Regions from separate parts of the Homo sapiens genome. Here region 1 is linked to region 2. Evidence: read pairs that join two places in POLR2A ChIA-PET (ENCODE). Cell type or tissue: PC-9. All regions are shown on one strand. Each heading gives the region's core, and the rest is flanking DNA. Links, peaks and the distances in the headings are about the cores only.

Region 1 (6,650 bases), core at 1,537-5,536, 130 kb before region 2:
GGATTGAGATGTATACCTCCTTAGCCAGCATGAAGGTGCGGTTGGTGATATAGGGCTGCTGGAAGTTGGACTTGTCAAGCCTGCAGTGGGAGCTGATGGGCGCAGCTGCTCCTCCCTGTACCAAGAGGGCCAAGAGAAGGAGGCAGCTGGTGGCCAGGGTCCCCATAAGGAAAGAGCTCACAGATTTCTGCAGGGCGGCCATTGCAGACAATTCTAACTCGAGCAACTGGTGACTGGGGAAGGAGAACCTGGTCGAAGACAACGTGAAGGAACAAAATTAGTCAAGAAGTATTTCATCAAACTAACCAATTGTACCAAGTTTGCCGAAACGCTTACCTGTTCTGAAGATTCTGCTTGTGACGGGGAAGGTAGAAGCTGCTGCTTTTATAGCCCCCAGGATACTGACTTTTTTTTAATTGTGAAAAATATGACATCAGCAATTATCTAATTTCCAGTACTGTCTTCTGAGAACGACCTAACCACCACAGGAGCCCACAAAACACCACCTCTATCCTTTCCACCTTGAGATGCAAGTGTTTCCCTAAAACGTCACTATTAGAGCCCGGAGGGTATTTTACAGACAAATCCCAGAAATTTTCTAAACCCTACATATTTTTCAAAGAACACAATTGTTTTGTCTTAGTAGAGTTCAGATTTAGTATAAAATGTTTTGATCTCCTATAGTGGCTGAGTAAGCATTTTGGTCACGGACTCATTTTCCTACCAGCTTTATAGATTCTTATCTCATTGGAGGTGATCAGAAAAAAAGGACCCATGTCCTATATCCTCTGCTTTAAAGTAAATGGTAATGACAGCTAACAGATCATTCCATTATTAAAATAATTTTATCTCATTTTTAAACATGCTGAATTCTAAACCAGACTTATGTTTCAAAAATAACTGTCTTGGCTAATCTAATTATTGTTTTCTTCCCTTTTTGGAACTATTTTTAAGTGATCATAACAATTAAGGCAGAAGTAAATATATCTTAAAATTGTATTAATTGAATTATAATCAATATCAACTTAAGTTTGTAAATACTAATGCTGAAAATCTGATCTCCTTTTTTCTTAACATGTAAACTTTTTTTAAAATAAAAGAATACCATGGATATAGTTCATCTTAAAATTTTACCTAATTCTACACTTCACACAAGTCTCAACATAATATTTCCAAATAATCCTATAACAACTATATATGTGTGTGTATATATATTATATATGTGTGTATACTATATATATACATATATATGCAACATTTTATATATATACATATATACACACACACACATGGATGTCTGAAGAAGGGAATATAGGAATATAGAGGTTCCGCGTTACCTTCAAATTATTTAAAAATACACCTAAAACTAGACTGGAAATTCTCCCGCAGAGCAAGGAAGCAAATGCAAGTATCAAAATGCAAATACCTATTGCTGAGGGAAGGAATGTGAATTAGTGCAAATTTGTATAATCAGATTTTTCTCCTCACAACTAGTTAAGATCAGGAGTGTTGAAGAACTGGAAGTAGGGATGTAAATAATTGTAAAACCTAGACCACTTTTTGAGATGGCACAGACCTAAGCAAGGTGCCACTGCAAAGGGTCGGAACCACATGAGGACACTGAGCATTTGTGAAGGTGGCCAGAGGAGAAAGAAGCAAAAATGAAGATTAGTGAGAGTAAAAAACACCACATGATCACACTTGCATGTGGAATCTAAAACACTTGAACTCATAGAAGGAAAGAGTAGAATGGTGGTTGCCAGGGGCTGGGTGGGCAAGGGGCAGCGAGATGGGGAGATGTTACCCAAAGGATACAACATTTCAGTTAAAGAAGAGGAATAAGTTGAAGAGCTCTATTGTCCATCATGGTGATGATAGTTAAGAACAATATATCGTATGCTTAAAAATCACAAAGAGCATAGATTGTAAATGTTCTCATTACAAAAAAAAATTTCAAGTATGTGAGGTAATGCATATATGTTAATTCACTCAATTTAGCCATTCCACAATGCATGCGTATATCAAAACATATATGAAATCAACCTAAGTATCCACAGATGGATGGATGAATGGATAAAGAAAATGTGGTATATATACACAATGGAATACTATTCAGCCATAAAAGAAATGTAATCCTGTCATTTGCAATAACGTGAATGAACCTGAAGGACACCATGTTAAGTGAAATAAATCAGATGCGGAAAAACAAATACTGCATGATCTCACTGATATGTGGAATCTAAAAAATAATAATGATAATAATAAAGTTGATATAGAAGCAGAGAATATAACAGTGGTTTACCAGAGACTGGGGGAGTAAGTGGGGAAAGGAGGATGGGGAGAGGTTGGTCAACGGGTACAACGATACAATTAGAAGGAATAATTTCGGTGTTCTATTACACAGTAGAATGACTGTATTTAACAGGAAAATATTGTATTTTACAAAATAGCTAGAAGAGAGGCTTTTGAAGATTCTCACCACAAAGTAATGATAAATGCATGAGGTGATGGATACACTAACTAACCTAATTGTATCATACAGCATACACTTATATCAAAACATCAAATTATACTCCATAGATATGTACAATTATAATGCATCAATTTAAAAAATAAGTAATTTTTAAAACATCATATTGTGTAACATAAATACTGTATATATAATTTTTATTTGTCAAATAAAAATAAGATTTTTTTTCTGAATTGAAAAAAAATAGGTGTGTTCCAAATGTTTCCTTGGGGTTGACCATGGGCCCAAGAAAAGATGATGAAACTCTTCCTTATTCAGTTTCCTATTATATATGGCCATTTTTGCCCAGAACTCCGTATAATTCTATTAGCACTAGATTTAAGCTATTCATCGATTAAATAGGCTTTTGTGGGTTTGCCTGGGAAACTGACCAGCATACATAATTTTCTTTCCACGGGAAAATAAGTTTTGACATCGTTGAATTACATGCTTTCGAGGGAAGAGTCTCTGTCTCTTTCGTCTTTGTGACTCCAACACTTAGAACAGTGCTACACACATAGGAAGGACTCAATAAAAGCATATTGACAGCCTTTACGGTATTTCTAAAGTTGATGTTTGACCCAGTCCTGCTTACCAGCTTATTGTTCCTGAATAGAAAATAAATCACTGTGAAACAGAAAGAGAATGTCAGAAAATTGCAAAGCCCTCTTTAAGAGCAGCAGTGTGTCTCTTATTCATTGTATGCCCCTGATGGACCAAGCATCAAGAAGATAGTGTTAATGGAGCCTAGATCTTAAGTTTCAATGAGTTTAACTAAAACTCACTAAAGGGAAAATCTGCTCTGGTGTTGTATGGGGGTTTCTGAACAGTCATACTAGGAGTCTCAGAAATATTTGCTATTAGAAGAGATTGTGAGGCTGGGCGCAGTGGCTCACGCCTATAATCCCAGCACTTTGGGAGGCTGAGGTGGGCAGATCACCTGAGGTCAGGAGTTTGAGACTAGTCTGGCCAACATGGTGAAACCCTGTCTCTACTAAAAATACAAAAATTAGCCGGGGGTGGTGGTGCACCTATAGTCCCAGCTACTCGGGAGGCTAAGGTGGGAGAATCGCTTGAACCCAGGAGGCTGAGGTTGCAGTGAGACAACATCACCGCACTGTGCTATAGTCTGGGTGATAGAGCAAGATTCTGTCTCAAAAAAAAAAATGGAAGAGATTGTGGGTATAACAAAAAGGTGATCCTGTGAAAACAGCAACCAGAGACATATGTATGCTAAATACTTTCAGATTATAATGGGCCTTTTCTGCAGTTGTTTCCTTGTGAATTTTCAAGTCTCTCCCAAAGCCACCGCAGATGAAGAGCAACCCCAAAGCCCACCTCCCAGGTCCCAGACAGACCATACCCATGGTTGATTTGGAATATGTAACAATTTACCTGATCTAATGCCAAGAAGGACTAATCAGAATCCTCAACCAGAAGTAGGCTTTGGCTGTCTCATTCACTATACTGTGCCTAGCACATGGAACAGTGCCTGGCATATAGTGGCAAAATAAATATTCATTGATCACATACATAAAATAGTTTCCCAACTCATTGACTGATGCTAGAAAATCCATGACTGGAAATGCATTCTTTAAGACACAAATCTCCCTAGAAGAAAGAAGACTTCTGGTATCACAGGTAAAAAGATTTGTACTCATCATACTCTTCAGTCCAGTGCACATGATCATTGTTCCATACAAGTTTCTGTGTGTGTGTGTGCACACGTGCGTGGGTGTGATCCTACCCTCATCATTCTCCTTCCCTCCCCACTAAACACCTACCACCACCTCTACCATTGCCATAGGTCATGGCTCTAATGTTTCATGTGTATTTCTGAATATCGATGCATCCCTGTGCAAAAAGAAGTGTTGTTTAGTGTGTGTAGGTATTTTTATTTTACAGGAATGGCTCTCTTTCTTACCTTTTTACTGAGCATGATGTCTTACCATCTGTCCATGTTTCTTTGTGTAGCCTCTGCTTGTAATGTGACATTCCAGAGTGTGTACCGACCACATCTTACTTATTCATTCTCCAACAGTGGGCACCTGAACTGCCTCCAATTGCCCAGACCACAGACATTGTAGCTCTAAACACCCTTAACCAAGTCATTTTTATGGTATTTTTTGAGAGTATTTTTGACATAATTTTTGAAGTATGTCCACTAAGTCATAAGGATAAGTTTATTAGCATTTACTAAATATTGCCAGATTGCTCTCCAGAAAGAGTGTTAATCTACTCTCACACCAGCAAATAAAGCTTCCTCTGTTTCCTTAAATCCCCCTCCACACTTCGTATGATCCAGCTTTAACTTGGCCAGGCTTTGGAGGTTTAAAATGGTATCTATCTTGTTACTGTTTTAATTTACATTTTTCTTCATACACTAGTAGCCACTCGGGTTTCCACCTTTTATACATTGGTTACTTACATTAGTCACTCATTTTTCTAGCGGGCTTTGCTCTTTTTCTGTTGTTGATTTGTAAGAGTTCCCTGTATATTTTTGGTTGTAGCCATAACAAACTCTCCTCCTTTTGTTTTGTTTTTGTTTTTGTTTTTTTTGAGACGGAGTCTCGCTCTGTCACCCAAGCTGGAGGGCAGTGGTGCAATCTCAGCTCACTGCAACCTCCACCTCCTCAGTTCAAGCAACTCTCCCACCTCAATCTCCCAAGTAGCTGGGATTACAGGCATCCGCCACCATGCCTGGCTAATTTTTAGTAGAGATGGGGTTTCATCATATTGGCCAAGCTGGTCTCGAACTCCTGACCTCAAGAGATCCACCCACCTTGGCCTCCCAAAGTGCTGGATTACAGGCATGAGCCACCACACCTGACCTTCTCCCAATTTTTTATCTGTCAATTCACTTTGTTTATTTGGCCTTTGTTGAACAGCAAGACTTAATTTGGATGTCATCTAAGACATTATTTATAATTATATGATTTGCACTTTTCAAGGTTTGTTTGAAAAGCCTCTCTCCATCCCAAGGTCACAAAGACATTCTTCTATCTCGTCTTCTATTTATTCTATGGCTTAACCTTTCACAATCAGGTCTTTAATGCATTTTTGTATGTGATGAAAGGTAAGAAATCCAACTTTATTCTTCTCCACATAGTGAGCCAGTTTTCCCAACATAGTCCACTAAACAATGTCTTTTATCATATGTGAATTTCCCATACATAGAAATATATATCTGAGTCCTCTTTTTTGTTCCATTGGTTTATTTATTTTTCTTTTTGTTCTTAAGCCAGTCATTACTGAAGAGTGTCTTTAAAACTGAACAGGAAATTTTACGTTTTTTGCTCTACTTTTTCAGGGCTGACTTAGCTATTCGTGGACTTTTCATATATATTTTATATAAAGCTTATGATAAATTTGTCAAGTTCCTGGAAAAATATGGCAGAAATTTTTACTAGGTTTTTATTTAATGTAAAGACCAGTTTAAGGAGAATTAACATCTTTGTAATGTGAACTCATTACATCCAAGAGTATCGACCATGTCTCTGCCAAAGACCTTCTTTTATACCCTTTTGCTAGTCTTTCAAAAATTTTTTCACTGAGGTCTTGTGTATAAGATTTAATTCCTACTTACTTCATGGGAGAAGTAAGATGCGAAGCTGTTATTAGTCACATTTACCTTGGTGTGAATAAGTACCCAGCTGGCTTGGAGAAAGGGATTATTCAATTACTCATCTCCTGAGAACACGAAGAGCAAGTGATTCACAGCCAGTGAGGAGAAGAGGTTAGAGGTACAGCAAAAAACAAAAGCTAGAGACTGGGGTTTTCAAACATAAACTGCATTTACTTCCCACTTCTGCTCTAAGGTAACCCTGGTGGTACCCAGAGTAACTTCCTACCAGTCCCACCTCACCTGCCACAATCTGCCCACAAAGACACTTGTCAACCATAGCCACCTTTCCCTTCTTCCTGGGGACTGAGTCTTCTCAGTCAGTATTATATCTCATCTTAAAGAGAAGACTCTATCCACAGGAATGTGTCATAATGTAAACGAGCATGTTTTTCTCCCTACTAATGCTAAGTACTGAAATCAACTTAAAAGATAGAGGAAGGCAACATTTATGGAAATTCTTCACTACTCTAGTGCAAACAGAATTTGATATTAGCTTCCTAACATCTGCCCTCTACT
Region 2 (6,650 bases), core at 1,824-5,823:
TCCATGTTTCTACTAGCCCAGCCCTTTTGTAAATAAAACCTTTATACAACTAAAGCAGCACTGACTTCAATGGGAAGTTATGATATCAGTGCTACAGTGAAATGGATTGCTACAAACAGAATAAGAGAGGAATAGATTGGATAATCAACACATATAGCAACTCAAAAGGATCGTTTTAGTGATTTCTTTTAATCTTCTCTACTACTAAGTATTTCACATAAGGATGCTTTTGGCTGCAAGTAACAGAATATCCAACTAACAGTGGCATTAAAAAAAGGGGTTCTGGTTTTCTATTGCTATAATATATAACAAACCAAAATTTAGTGGCTTAAAATAACATTTATTTTGTTCCTAGTCTGCAATTTGGGAAGGGCTTGGTGGGTGGCAGCTTGTCTGCTCCACTTGGCACCAGCTAGGGCACTTGAAGACTGGGGCCAGAGTCATCTGAAGGCTGCTTCACTCTCATGTTTGACAGTTCTTGCTGAGAAGACTCAGAGAGCTAGAGGCTGGTACAGCTGGGGCTCCTCAGGCATCTCGATTTCTGTGTGTTCTCCCACATGAGTTCTTCAGCATGGCAGCTTCAATGTAGACTGACTTCTAACATGTCAGCTCAAAGCTCCCAAGGCACATGTCAGAGAGAAGAAAAAGGCAGAAACCGCATCACTTGTGAACCTAGCATGGAGAGTCATGCAGTGTCACATCTACTGAATTCTACTAGTTAGAATCAAGTGGGTAAGGCTGGCCTATATTCAAGGGAGGGTGAATTAGACTTTGCTGGGAGGAGTGTCAAAGAATTTGTGGCCTTGTATTAAACCTACCACAAAGGGATTTATTTTTCATGTATGATGTCTAAAGGGAAGCAGTACTGTATAATATGGGGCTCCATGATCTAATAAAAACCAAGGGTTCATCTGTTCATCTATAATTCTGCTCTACCATTTTTAGATTGGCATATTGTCTCAAAGTTGCAAGCTGACTGCTATAGATCCAGACATTGTAGCCATGTTCAAGACCAAGAGGGGTGGAAAGAATAGTGCCTGCAGTTCTGGCCTCTTTTATTAGGAAATCAAAAGCCGTTCCCAAAACCCACCTCAGCAGAATTCTGCTTATGCCACATTGGCCAGAACTGTTACAAGGCCACCCCTTGCTTCAAGGGAGGTTAGAGCAGTGAATATTCAGCTTCTCCTTTCTCTACTGTAGAGGTCAGCGAGGATGAAGAGAGCCAGAAATGGGCATTGGGTCAGTCAAGCCATGCTTCTGACCTGCAAAGCCTCCATATCAGACCCAAAAATTCACAAGTAAGTAAGTAAGAGCTTCAAAGAACTTCTCTCCCTCAGCCAAGGTTAACTATAAAATGACCCAAATATGCTTAACAGACCAAAAAAAAAATTGGCTAATGAATGGAACTATTTACAACTGTATTTTTGCAAATAGAATCAAAAGCTAGATATTGAATTAAATGAATTGTTTCTACAGTTTAAACAGGAAGCAGAATGGGTTTCCCACAGAGCCATTTGCCGGCAAGATAGGAGGGACAAGGAAGAGGAGAGACCACTGACTTGTGATAAAATGTGAAAGCTGCCCTGCAGATTACCTTGGCTTCAGAGGCCTGGGGCCTAAAAATAATTTGGGGGCAGGGCAAAGAGGAACTCTTCACTTGTAAACCTAACCCAAATTCTATATCTTATTTTATAGAACATTCCTTCTTTTAACCTTGTTACTCACTAGTGAATGGAAACAGGAAAAACATTGTGAGTTGATGGATTTTATCTAACCCATCTGCAACGATTATTCAAATGTAAGCTTTAAAGTTTTATAACATTTAGCTAAAGAAGAATCAAAACTCTTTTCATTGCCCCGTGTAAGCACAAACACTCTCCTCGCCCTGCCAATTTGCCAGTCTACTGTCTCATGCTATGGTCTCATACAAGGATAAAAAAAATCACACCACAGCAGATATTTTTATAGACCCTTCATTCATACAAGCCTTGGCATATGACCGCAACAATAGCTAAAACTGAAAAATGAGACAACTGGATTTACTGACTGATAGTGTCTAGAACTCTCTCCCAGGTAATTTAATAGATGTACGTGAAAATGTGTGCTTTAAGGAGGACGCTGAATGTGAAGAAAGAATGCAACCACAGTGAGAGCTCCAGTACAATCCCAGGCTACAACTTCCAATGTCTGGTTCATCCTCAGAGAAAAAGGAATGAGGAAAGGAAATATTTTCCTTTAAATTGAAAGAACTCTGACATAAGGAAATTAAATAATTGATCCAAAGTGATGTTGCTCCTATTAAACAGAAAAAAAAGCACCAAGGCCTTTGCAAGCACTCCCATTAACAGTTTAATTTAGAATAGAAAGTAATGCAGGTCTTTATTCTAAACAATGGCCAACTTTACCTAACACGAAATAGACTCTTCTTAAACAAAACTCATAAAACATATACTATGGGAGTTACCAACCATTTTCTGAATTATTTATAAGCTAATGCTCTGCTTTCAATGTTTCTATCAGCTGCAAAATTTAATTAAGAAGCAAAGAATGGGCTTATAGAGATCATGACCCTACGTATTTCTTACTCATATTTCAAATTATAATCATGTCATGATGAAGTTTGATCCTCGTGGAGTGTAACAAAATAATATATTTGAACTTTTTATTATTACCAGTTTAGAGACCTACTATAAGATACTTCAGATACTCCCAAACCACATAGCAAAATTCGTAAGTGCAGTAATTACCATAAATGTACTCTGTAACTCTCAAAAGCAACTGCCAACAGTTCTAGGCCCAGGATAAGTGTTCAATTCATACTCATTAAATTTCATTGAATATTCAACATCTTTCACAAACTCATATATAATCTTTGTGTATGAAAATATTTTTGAGATTGAATATTCCCCACACTCATTTCCAACTAGAAATTCCCATTGGGTTTTGAATGAAAAGATTTATTAGATCTACTCAATTAGGTGACAAGATTAATAGTCCCCATTAAACCCTAATTTGCTTTTTATTCCGCAAAGACTAACACAGATGTAAAACAGGTGTTGGCCACTCCCAGAACATATGCCTAAGACAACAAGCAAGCTGAGAGTAATTTGGTACACGAACTGGTTGTCCCTTCCATGCCACCTCTCCATTGACAGTTATGCTGGAAATGAGATTTAACAGCAAAGATTTCTCTTTCCTACACCATGCCCAACTTCCTCAGTGCTAGTAGCTTTGGATGTGAGAGGAAGACCACACACACACACACACACACACACACACACACAGACACACACAGACACACACACACACACTGAGTTTAGATCAACAAGCATATACTGAGTGCCCATTACCAGGTGTCATGCTGGAATTATAGGCACAGGTGGAGCCTCAGGAGTCAAGCTCTCTGAATTCACACCCCAGTTTATCTCTCAGTAGCTGGATAGCCTCAGGCAAGTTCCTCAGCCTTTCTAAGCCGTAGCTGCTTTACCTGCAAAACAAGGATACTAATAACACCTACTTCATGGGAGTTTGTGACTATCAAATAAGATAATTCGTATACAGTTGCCTGGCATCTAGTATGTGCAATAAACTGAGCTATAATCACCACCATCATCATCGCAGCATAGCCTCAGTCTTTATCCCCAGGTAAACTAGGGTGAAAAGACACATAAACAGATTATGCCCATTTTTTGTGAGATGGTAAGTGGACTTCAGAAAAGAGGCACTTAGCTCAACGTGGAATGCAAGGAAGGTCTCTGAGCTGAGAGTCAAAAGGTGAGTAGAGTTAGCTGGATAAAGAGAGTTATTTTGGTCGGATGTGGTGGCTCATGCCTATAATCTCAGCAATTTGGGAGGCCAAGGTGGGCGGATCACTTGAGGTCAGGAGTTTGAGACCAGCCTGGCCAACATGGTAAAACCCCATCTCACTAAAAATACAAAAATTAGCCGGGAGTGATGGCGCACACCTGTAATCCCAGCTACTCGGGAGGCTGAGGCAGGAGAATTGTTTGAACCTGGGAGGCGGAGGTTGTGGTGAGCCGAGATCGCGCCGTTGCACTCCAGCCTGGGCGACAGAGTCAGACTCCGTCTCAAAAAAAAAAAAAAAAAAAAGGAGCATGTTGTGTACAGGAACTGGATGTGGTTTGCTATTACAAGCAAGAAATTCAAGACGGGGAGGGATAGAAGATGAGGCTCATGAGGAAGATAAGGACTAGGTCACAAGAGGTCTCATAGGTCATGTTGAGGTGACTGAATTTCCTCCTTATAGACCAAATTTCCTAAGACAGTTTATAGAAATTTCTAGTGTTCACAGAGGCATTTCATGAAAAATTCCTTGGTATTCCTCAACATAATAGCTTCACTGTGACTTCTTTTTGAAGCATCCTAAATTTCACCCCTTTAGTAATTCACAGTGCATGCGTTAGCATGTTGAAGGCTCTGAGAAGTTTTACAATAAAGGAACCTCTTTGCCTCAATTTAGCTCAATATTTTTTAAATAGATTGTACTTCAGGACACCATTTTTACAGAATGCTGAAAGATATTTTGCCAGATTTTAACAAGAGTAATGAATTGGGCAGTTTAGCTTCATAAAATTGCTCTAGCTACAGAGATGGAGTTTAAAGGAGCACGCTTGGAGAGAAGATGTGAAATGATGGTGAGCCGGGACAGAGAAGACAGAGCAGATTCAAAAAAATATTCAGGAGGTAAAATCTGTAGGTTTTGCTGGTAACAGTGGAGTGAGGGAGACACAACTGTCTAGAATAATACTTGGAGTTCTGGCTTGAGTGAAAACAATAGTAATGCCACTTACTTCAAAAGTAATACAGAAAAACATGATGTTCGGAAAGGAATGAGGGATGGGTAAGGTAAAAAACTTAGTATGAGACATCCATGAGTCTTCCAAGTGAAATAATAGGTAGCAATGCGTCACTAAACCATTCTTCAGTCCTAATCTAAACCAGGTCATCTGACAAGTAATTCCTTTCTCTTCCTTAGGAGTCAAAATTTTTAGGTTAAGATTCCATAATGCATTGTGTTCATTTTAGCAGCAAATTTACTAATAATAAGGTTATTATTTAATCATTAAAACACTCAGGCTTTTCTTAATGCATTCGCAAATTAAAATATGCAAATGTACATATGTAGACAGGTGAATATTGCATTACTCAAGATAAATTACTTAAATTCTCACTTAAAAAGTGAATCTGCAGTAGAGCTACTACCATTATCCAAATGTCACAAATATACCTAAATAGGTTAATTTTTAATATATATTGTAGTGAATCATTTAACAAAACTAATTTTTATCTTTTTTTTCTATCTCAGCTTCTTAAAAGCAAAAGATACATCTTCATCTTTGTGCCCTGAGGGTTCAAAGCAGTTTAAAACACATGGAAAGTATACATTAAAATCTTGTTGAATTAATAAAATTAATTAAAGCAAGTCACAGTAATAAATACAAAATTGACAAGTTTTCAACTCTACTCTGTCACTAATTGATCTCATCCGCCCTCTTCGCTTTACATATGATCTACATGCTAATGATTTCCAAACTGTTATCAGCTCTGCTCTCCTTTTGAACTGTTATCATCTCTGCTCTTCCTTTCAACTTTGAAAGTTGAACTTTCAACTTGAGGCTTATAATTTCAACCTTACTTGACTTTTCCATGTGAATGCTTACCAGAGACCTTAAACTTCATGTGTTCCTGGTAGCATTACTGGTTGCCTACCTTCACAGTATCCTTTCACCTCTTACTTCCTATAAAAATGCCTCCAATTTTGTTCAGTGAGCCACTGTGACCAGCTAAAAAGCTCAGCCTCCCTTGCAGCTGGAATTGGACACATGATATAATTTTGGTACATAAAGTGGAGGTCTGGGGTATAGATTTCTGAAAAAGCTTTTGCTTTCCTGACATAGGCACTACCCCTACTTCTTTCAGCTTTCCCCTTCTCCTGTCTTACATGCAGACCCTATGCCTAAAGCTCAGTCCCTCTCTTACATAGGTGAGAGTGAAGGACATGATAAGGATGCTCAAGGAGAAGAGAGAATGTGCCTGCGATCTCAGTGGCATTTGTGAGCTACCATACCAGCTGGGTCTGCCTATTTTTGACACACTTTTGTGTGGACAATAAATTAATTGATTAATCAAAGAGCTTGTTTGCTTAAGATATGGTTTGTCAGGATTTTGGTTCCTCTGCAGCTGAACACAACCACATATGACATAACATACAAAACAAACATTTTGATTTTCATCTTCAAAGAGCACCTGATGACCACCTCCCCAACCATCTCACAGACCTATTTCTTTCCCAGTCATAAACATGTCAGTTTCTACCATCACCATTCATTTGGTAGCTTAAGAAAATATAAATTTGGGTATGTCCCTGATGCCTCCTCTCTGTCTTTACCTCTAAACTATATCTTCAAACCCATCTTCTCTCTTCTTCCACCACCTAGCCATCCAACCTATCATCATAGCCTCTCAGCTGCCCACTCTGCTGCAGTCTTGACCCCCTGCAATCATCCTCCACATAGCATTCAGAGCAATCATTCAAAAACACCTATTAGGTCACGTCACTCTCAATTTTAAAAACTTCCGATTGCTTCCTATTTTACTCATAATAAAATCCAAGTGCCTAGCTGCAATGG

The links. ChIA-PET counts read pairs that join two places held together with the same protein. Peaks named below come from ENCODE experiments on the same cell type or tissue, not always from the same donor. Only the 100,000 strongest peaks of a DNase experiment are listed, where the experiment ranks them.
Region 1: POLR2A ChIA-PET joins it to region 2 with 16 read pairs; 1 of 35 experiments calls an interaction of 5 or more read pairs at or near these places.

What each region holds. Positions count from the first base shown.
Region 1 is chr12:68,253,247-68,259,896 of GRCh38, forward strand. It overlaps IL22 (interleukin 22), which reads right to left and starts at 358. Exons shown (of 6, transcript NM_020525.5): 1 at 337-358; 2 at 17-248. The coding sequence starts at 202. In PC-9, for the core only: no CTCF peak of the experiment used is centred there; no DNase peak of the experiment used is centred there; H3K27ac peaks cover 154 bases.
Region 2 is chr12:68,380,116-68,386,765 of GRCh38, forward strand. No RefSeq gene overlaps it. Among named protein-coding and RNA genes, the nearest start is that of MDM1, 51 kb to the left of the region's middle. In PC-9, for the core only: no CTCF peak of the experiment used is centred there; a DNase peak (open chromatin) is centred at 3,466.